Regions from separate parts of the Homo sapiens genome. Here region 1 is linked to region 2. A link is an interaction called in ENCODE POLR2A ChIA-PET data of the cell type or tissue named here. Cell type or tissue: CD4-positive, alpha-beta T cell. All regions are shown on one strand. Links, peaks and the distances in the headings refer to the core of each region. The heading gives the core; the rest is flanking DNA. Region 1 overlaps TMEM63A (transmembrane protein 63A). Region 2 overlaps LBR (lamin B receptor).

Evidence for each region. ChIA-PET counts read pairs that join two places held together with the same protein. Peaks named below come from ENCODE experiments on the same cell type or tissue, not always from the same donor. Only the 100,000 strongest peaks of a DNase experiment are listed, where the experiment ranks them.
Region 1: POLR2A ChIA-PET joins it to region 2 with 6 read pairs; 10 of 35 experiments call an interaction of 5 or more read pairs at or near these places.

The regions. Positions count from the first base shown.
Region 1 is chr1:225,875,271-225,879,655 of GRCh38, forward strand. TMEM63A (transmembrane protein 63A) reads right to left here. Exons shown (of 25, transcript NM_014698.3): 2 at 3,950-4,140; 3 at 2,125-2,324. The coding sequence starts at 2,310. Among named protein-coding and RNA genes, the nearest start is that of TMEM63A, 4.9 kb to the right of the region's middle. In CD4-positive, alpha-beta T cell, for the core only: no CTCF peak of the experiment used is centred there; DNase peaks (open chromatin) are centred at 376, 2,591 and 3,881; H3K4me3 peaks cover 634 bases; H3K27ac peaks cover 1,851 bases.
Region 2 is chr1:225,411,155-225,415,539 of GRCh38, forward strand. It overlaps LBR (lamin B receptor), which reads right to left. Exons shown (of 14, transcript NM_002296.4): 7 at 4,124-4,178; 8 at 1,300-1,491; 9 at 183-286. Among named protein-coding and RNA genes, the nearest start is that of LBR, 15 kb to the right of the region's middle. RefSeq lists an enhancer at 3,297-3,466. In CD4-positive, alpha-beta T cell, for the core only: no CTCF peak of the experiment used is centred there; no DNase peak of the experiment used is centred there.

The DNA.
Region 1 (4,385 bases), core at 292-4,291, 460 kb after region 2:
GGGCTGGACTAAGCCGCTTAGCTCTAGACATCTGTACACTCTAGACTGTCCTCACTCCCCACAGTCCACCTTGGCAGGCTCCATGCCATGTTCCTGCCTCTCTTCCCTCCCTAGACAGGGTCCCTCTCTTTGAGGTTCAGGGAGGTAGAGAAATACATCTTAGTAAGCACATCCCTGCCTGCTCTGATCAGAAACGGGGGTTTTGAAGGTAGGCTTTGTTTTCCTAAAGGAAATCCAGAAGACCTGAACCCCAGAGGCACTGAGTTCTCGTGGAATTTTCTTCAGGTGAATCAGGAAGTTGGTGACATATTTTCAAAGGCAGGTGAGTCATGTTGTAGGAAAACCACGAAACCTGCTCAGCAGGTGCCTGCCCTCTCTGTCCACAGCGGCTGCCGCCCTGGCCTGTGCAGTGCAGACACTTCCCACAAACCCATGCTCTCCAGGGCCCTCTGGCTCTTATGTGTCCCCCCTCCCCCACCCCCAAAACTTACTGCAATAAAAATCCACCCCTGGCCGGGCACCATGGCTCACTCCTGTAATCCCAGCACTTTGGGAGGCCAAGGCTGGTGAATCGCTTGAGCTCAGGAGTTTGAGACCAGCCTAGGCAACATGGTGTGAAATCCCATCTCTACCAAAAATACAAAAATAACCCAGACACGGTGGCATGTGCTTGTAGTCCCAGCTATGCAGGAGGCTGAGGTGGGAGGATTGCTTGAGCCCAGGAGGAGGAAGTCGCAGTGAATTGTGATTATGCCACTGTACTTCAGCCTGGGTGACAGTGAGACCTTGTCTCAAAAAAAAAAAAAAAAAAAAAAAAAAAAAAAAAAAAAATTCACCTTCAGCAGCACAATAGAGGGTGACTCTCTTCTCAGCCAACACTGTTGCAACAATACCCACCCAGCCCAGCTAGGGTCCCTGCCCAGGTCCCCCTCTCTGTACTCCTCACCTTGGCCAAACTCTCCCCACCCTGAAGACCCAAGGCCACCCTCCTCTAATCCCACCAATTCTGAAATCCACCCCCACACCCCTGCCCACTCCTCCTTGCTACCCTAAGCCACCCTCCCCATGTTCCCCACCCGAGCCTAGTCTCCAGCTCCAAGCAGTCCAAGGATGTTTACTCCATCAGAGCCATCTGCCCCCTTCACTCAGATGGTCTCTGCCACATGTTAGGAGACAGTATCAAGAGGCACTGGCCAGCCCATGGCATTTGTGAAAAGAAGGGGCACTTTAACCCCAATAAATCTCAGCCAGCCAACGTTGAGTCTGCATAAGGAAGAACAATGCCATGGGGCATCTTTGTGAACAAGGAGATCTACGTTAAAGAAAGGCCACCTGCTGAAGGTACGCTCTAAGAATCAGCTTCTAATTCTTTTTTTTGTTTTTTTGGTTTTTTTTGAGACAGCGTCTCGCTCTTGTTGCACAGGCTGGAGTGCAGTGGCGTGATCTCGGCTCATTGCAACTCTGCCTCCCAGGTTCAAGCAATTCTCCTGCCTCGGCCTCCAGAGTAGCCGGGATTACAGGCGCCGACCACCACACCCGGCTAATTTTTTGTATTTTTAGTAGAGACAGGGTTTCACCATGTTAGCCAGGCTGGTCTCGAACTCCTGACCTCAGGCAATCTACTCGCCTCAGCCTCCCAAAGTGCTGAGATTACAGGCATGAGCCACCGTACCTGGCCCAGCTTCTGATTCTTTAAAAACCCCAGGGATGCCAGAGGGGAACAGGAGGTGACACTTGGGAACTGCAGCTGCTCTATTCTAGTCCGTACTCTCCAGTCACATGTCTCAACCCCTTGAGATGACCCTTCCCAAGGGCCTTAAAGATACGACAGGCTGAGAGCTCTGCAATCACGGTAGTAATCACAGGCATAGCTATATGAGTATTCTGGCCTTATCCAAATTCCAAAATTCTCTGAGATAGGAATTATGATCTCCATTTCCGGAGCAGAAAGGGGAGGTGCACAGAAGCTAAGTAACACGCCTAAGTCACAGAGCTGGTAAGCAGCAGAGTTGAGATTTAAACCCAGCTATGTCTGACTTCTCATCTAAGTTTCCCAGAAGGCCCTGGGTGGGGCATTTAAACAAATAACTGAGGCAGTGGGACACGACTCATGAGGGCTCTCACCAGGAAGCAGCTGACGTCTATGAGCAGGACAGTGGGGATGCCACCAAAGGTGACCCCCTGGAGCACGGTGCTGTTTTTGGCCGAGTTGTAGCAATAGGAGTCGTTGGGCCGGTCCCCGAGTCCCAGCTGCTCCCTGATGGACACTGCCTTGGACTGCCACAGCTCCAGGAACGGGGAGTCCATCATCGCGCCTGTCTTCCCTGGAGCACAGGACAACAGGACAAGGCAGACGTTCAGGGCTCAAATTTCTTGCAGGTTCCCACCAGTGCTGGCAGAGCCAAAGGCAGGCGTTTCCCAGGGACTGATCGGGCAGTGAGCCAGCAGCAAGGAGTCCGGGAGAGCCAGACATTGGACCTCTGCGTGCCTGGCAGTGTCCACAGAGAATGGCTGCATTGTGGGACAATCTCAGGGGATCAGATGGTCAGAGTGGATGGCTCATCCAGGACACAGTGGGCAGATCCCCAGAGGGGGCGACATGGAGCAAAGGAGGGACAGAGTTGCTGCAGCTGCTGTCTTAAGAAGTCCTAAAGTTCCTCTAGCCTCGAGGACTCGTGTTGGGAAAGTCACTCCTGCAGAAGCCACTGGCGGATCTAGAGTACAGGCAGAGGAGAGGGAGAAAGGCACACAAAGGCAGGAAGAGGAAAACACCGGGATAAACAACCAGGGAAGAAGGGAACATCCAAGTATTCACGATGGTCCATCCACGAGCCACAGACAACACCTCACTCCCACTGCTCACAGAATGTCAGAGCTGGGACCTCAGAGATGGGTCCATCTGCTATACTTGGAAACCAAGCCTCAGAGGTTTAATAACTTGCCCCAAAGTTAAGGTTAAGGAGCTGGTCAGGGCAGAATTGAATCCCAAACCCAATATCCTGACTCTCAGATGCCACTTCTCTTTTTACTTTGCCACAGAGGAGAAAGTAAAGGGGGTGGTCTAGGGTAGGGACGGGGAGGGAGTCAGGAGTCCCAGGGCCTCCTCAGGGACCTCTGGGTCCCCTAGCTCTGCGCTTTCACACACACATACCCCTCCTGGGTACCATCAGTCTAACTGCAAGGCCCAGCATTTCCAAAGCAAACACTGCTCCAGGCTGGGTTGTTGACCTTTCCTTCCTGAGGCTCCTGGCGCCCCTGGTGAAGCTAATAGAAATCTCCAGTGTCTGTCCCCTGACACCAGAGGACCGGGAGTTAGTGTCCAAGTTCTCATGCTGTGGCTGAAGGGCCAGAACACATATTCAGCCTGGACTTGCTTAAGATCCTACCTGCCCAAATCTGGTAAATCTAGAATTCCCAGGGGATTTTTCTGCTAAGTCTGGTGCTTCTAGCTGTTACAGGGACAAAGATCTTGAGAACAAGAAGAAAAGATATAGAGAACCCAAACAGATGTTTGGATACCAGTAGTGCTGGTGAGGTGTGTATGTTGGGTAACCCCTAGGCCTAGAGTGCTGGGGACAATCACACATGGACACCTACCTACCTACCTACCTACCTACACACACACACACACACACACACACACACACACACACGAAGCACAGGAAGCATGAATGAGTGGAAAGCCCAAGAACATGGGAGCATCCCACAGACAGCCAAGTGACTTTCTCAACCTTCTAAGAGACTTGGCAATGGCTGGAGGTAGTGGGGGTTGTGATGCCAGAGTCATGGGGCTGCTGACTCTGAACAGAGTGTCACAAGAGTGACCTCTGGAACACAGATGTTCTTGGCTTCCCTTTAAAATCCCCCAGTGGCACCACCCAATGGAACACACCAGCCCAACACTTCAAGGCCACCACCTACCCCTCCTCCTTCCTGTCCCCACACTTACCAGACACTAGGGGAAGGAAGGACTGTGGATGGGCCCGTTGGAGAGGTCCTCAGTTGGAGCTGTCTCTGGCAAAGGCAAAAGCAGCCCCAGCCACCTCCCAAGCTGCCAAGGGCCAGGCGTCGGGCCTAACACTCATGTCCTGCAGGGCTTTCCTGACCAGCGAGTCCTGGGGTACCAAACTGTAGACTTTCCTGAAGGATCACAGACACCAAGCATCACATGGGAGCCACCCTTTTCCAGTGTAGGGGTCTGGATGGAAACCCTCCAGCACACACCTGTGTATGCATGCTGCCCATATGGACCTTTAGGTTCTGCCCAGTGGGCTCCCTCCTGCCTTGATCTCTCCCCAAACTCCCAGAACTGGTTCTCCATCCATCAGTGCTCCTCTGTGCGACCCTACTCCTCCTTCCTCGGCCAGCACCACCTGTGGCCCCAG
Region 2 (4,385 bases), core at 322-4,321:
AACAGGGCATCTTAAACCTCTGGAAAATACTTACAAGAAAGTATTTTGATAGATTTATGGAAAGCCATAATTATCCCTAAAAATATACCACCCACTGCTTATTTTTGAATGGTCTACATTTCTTTCTAGCAGTTAATTAGACCTATTGAATTGAAATTTAGAAGAAAAAAAACCAGACATACCCATCCAATCAATCCGGGGCGCAATTCACAAAAGTATTTGAGATCAAAAGTACCAATTCGAGGGTTTAATTCACGGCCAATGAAGAAATCATAGACAGCATTTCCTGAGAAAGGAAAAGTGTTTACCCAAACAGCATTCCAAACCCAGTCAGGAGGCTTTACAACGGCACTGCCGCCCACTATCCAGGCTCACAATTCCACTGCCTGCAAGACCCTGAGCAGGGCTCTGGTGGTGAGAGGCAGACAGGACGGCACAGACGAGCGGAACCAGGAGATGCCTGCCCGACTGAAAAGGCAGTTGCTCCAGCCTTTGGGGGAGCCGGGGGCCCAGGTTTCTTAAAAAAGTTAACCAAAATCATGGGGGCCCCCCCAAAGGACTTTACACTCCATTTTTTTTAGATAGGCGACATTTTTTTATATTGAAATACTTCAGGTCAGCATCAACCAATTTGTAACCTCTCGTTTCTCTTGTTTTTTGTTTGTTTTGTTTTGAGATGGAGCCTCGCTCTGTGGCCCAGGCTACAGTGCAGTGGCACAGTCTCGGCTCACTGCAACCTCCGCCTCCCACGCTCAAGCGATTCTCTTGCCTCAGCCTCCCGAGTAGATGGGATTATAGGTGTGCACCACCACGCCCAGCTGATTTTTGTATTTTTAGTAGAGATGGGGTTTCACCATATTGGCCAGGCTGGTCTCAAACTCCTGACCTCAGGTGATCCACCCGCCTTGGCCTCCCGAAGTGCTGGGATTACAGGCATGAGCCACCTCACCCGGCCAGTAACCTCTGTTGTTTTTTGTTTTTTAAAGAGTGTTTACTATTTTGGACAAAGAAATAATATTTGTCATAAGTCAAAATGCCTGTAAGTTTACTAAACGTCTTACTGTCATCAAGCAACTGCAAAAAAAAGAAATGAGTAAGAAAGTATGAAGGTAAAACAAAAATATTTTCTTCCTTTAAATTCATATCTCTTTAACGTTTTTCTTCATCTTTTCATTTTTTCTTACTTCTCTTCATTTCCCAAAAATGAAGTTAGAAAAAAAGCAATCTATTCAAATCTGGAAATGGCTGCTGGAGGGCTCTGGGACGCATTCATCCAACATGCAATTCATCACTGCTCACCAGAGCTGGCAGGCGACAGGTCATTCCGGGGCGCTTTCAAAGAGCGCATGTAGAGATACACACTCAAGACCACACAAAAAACAGTGGCCGCAAGTGCAAACTGAAGAAAATGACTGTACACGTAATGAAACTCTACGCCCTGGAAGAGAGATGTTCCGATGACTGCAGATGTCAGGATAAAAGCATAGAATCCTTTAAAAAAAAAAAAAAAAGGAAGTGGAAAATTAATATTAACCCAAGGCTCACATGAAACTTACGCCACTATGAAACAATGCAATGTTCATTTTTAAAGTCTTAATTTCATTATTCAGACTAAATACACACAAATATGCAAATAAGCAATGTCTGAGGTATAATTTTCAATATACATACCATTATCTCTTGTAGAACTTTCCAAATAGTTTAACATATTGATTCTTTTTCAGTTCAAATGGTCATTATTTGCTTTTAATTAAGGGAAAACAGACAAGAAGTGCAACCTGAAAATTCCCACAATCCAAACTCTCAGGCACAAAGTCAAATGGCTAATTATTAACAGAGCTGGGCCAAACACATATTTTAAAGTCTAATGCCATTACCTAAGGGGAGGGTATTATGCACCTACCAGGGGTCAGGCACCGAGCCAGGTTGGTAGTTACAAAATTATAAATATTTATACTTAACCAAGTTGCCAATAATGGTTTCAAAAGATTCTAGTAAAACTCTATCATCCAGAACAGAGATCTTAACATGCCACCCGCAGAAAAGATGCCACAACACAAATGCCCGAGGCTAGGCAGGGGACTGCGAGTACCTGGGGGGTAGGGACAGCAGGCGGGGACATTCACGTGCAATGCCAAGTTAAAAAGCACCCGCCCTGTGACGCTCCACAGAACTCTCGTTCCGGGCTAGTCCTGCAGCCACACAGAAAGGCTCACTGGAAGATCCAATTTTTTTCTTTTGGCTAAAGAAATAGTTTTGCTTTCAAAGGAGCTGAGTGCCTCAAAGAGCTGTGATCCTAAAAAGTCATCAAATCCATTTGGATAAACGGTCAAAAGCAAAAAAGAGGTAGCTGTTATTTATATGAGAATTCTAAAACCAAACCTTTTGTAAAGTAAAATAGTTGTCTCAAATTATCTGAATCCACATTTTCCACAAATACTCCAAACAATAACTTCTAAATTCTGACTTTTGAAAATATTCATTTACCTTTCATAAAATGTAATTTTAAAAAAGAATGGTTAGATAAAGCAGTCTTTTGCTCTCTAGCCTATGTGGATTAAAAATAATCATCCAAAATGTCTTAGGAACCTCCTTAGTTAATAATCGTAAAATCTCGAAAAGAAATCTCAATACTTGAACCAGAGTAATTAGATGAGGAAATTTTTAAAAAGGATCAAGCAACTTGGCCAGCCACTCCCCCACTGGCTCCAAGAGCTCCATGTCCAAGTGCTGTGCTCAGTCTCTGAATGTACCACACCCCTCAGAGGGAAGTGAAAATATAACACAAGACTACTTAGAAAAGAATTGGTACCTACAGAGAAACACACAAAACACTGAAATCAAAGGACCTGGCGGCAAAGTCAACAACCCACCTCACCCCAGACTCACCTTCCCTGGTGTGGTAAGTGAACCACCAGAGGGAGGGAGGGTGCCAAAGGTTCTAAAACTTGCTCCATCAGCAAAGAATTTGGTAAAAGCAACAAAAAGTCTAACAATACCAATGATAAGTATTAAGCACCCACCAGGGGTCAGACTCTGGAGCTGGGGGAGACGTTTTATCACATGACTGGCACTAAAAGGCAGAAGGTGTCTAAACTATCTTTGGCTTCCCCTTTAGAACCCAGTGGAGTGACTGCAGACAGAGTAGATGCTGCGTAAGTCTCTAAACAAAGTATCCAAAGTTAAAAAATGAAGAATTGAAAGGATAAAAAGTTCAACCATTACAATACATAATGTAATTCTCAAGAAAAGGAAAACACTCTACTCCGTCTTGTCAAATGGAAAATCATTCAAGGATGACTACAAAATAGATCTGTACTTTGCCAAAGTCTTCAAATGACAAAGCTGGACTGAAGCACTCAGCACATGCTCTTACAGTGCGAGATGCCGGACCCACAGGGAGCAAGGTCTATCCATTTATTGAGCTGCCCAGCAAGCTCACAACTCATCCATCCAGCACTCACATATGAATGAGCACCCACTACATGCCCATCTTCCTAGCACCAAGAGTGTCACAATGAACATAGCCAAGTCCTAGCCCATGAAGCCACATTCTAGTGGAGAGACCCTAATGAAGAGACAAATACACTGATGTGTGGAGGCACAAATGTCAGACAGAAAAACAAAACAGAGCAGGGGAGAGAAAGGGACCTGAAGGCTTCTCTCAGCAGAAGACAGATGGAGGTGAAGATGCAGGTGTCAGACGTTTGGGGGTAAGTTCTCCAGGCAAAGGCCCAGGAAGTGTGTGTGACGAATATTCAAGGGACAACCCAGAGGACATGAGCAAGGACAAGAGCAGCTCACGCAGCAGGAGTGGCCTGGATGCCCACATCCGTGTAACACCTCAGGTGATAAAATCCTAGACAAGTGCAATGATTTCTAACAGTGATGAGCACTATTAAGAAAATAAAACTGGAGAGTGGACAAGAGTGACTAAGAGGCTATGTTACTTTAATGGCATAATTTATACAAGTTGGCTACAGGTATAAACAGTTGCTCTTCCAACTACTAAGAAATAATTTATCACTTACTACTCTGGTCTAATCAGCTTTAACAAAGAGTTTAACACTTAGAAGTTTAAGCTATCAAATCATCAATTTGAGTCTTAAAAAAAGAAAATCACCATTTAATCTATACTTGAGTCTTCTTCCATCAATAAGAGGCGTTCCTTCTACAACCTTAAAAGAAAAAAAATTTACAAATTTACTAAGCACATCACCATCATATATACATATATACACACACACATATATATATTCTAGTATCACTTAATTTTCAACACGCCCAAGAAGGAAGATATCTTGTAACATGGAAATTTAGTAATATGTTTCAAAAACCCTAGTGGCAAGCCCTTTAATGACGCAATTCCACCTTCAGGAATTTAT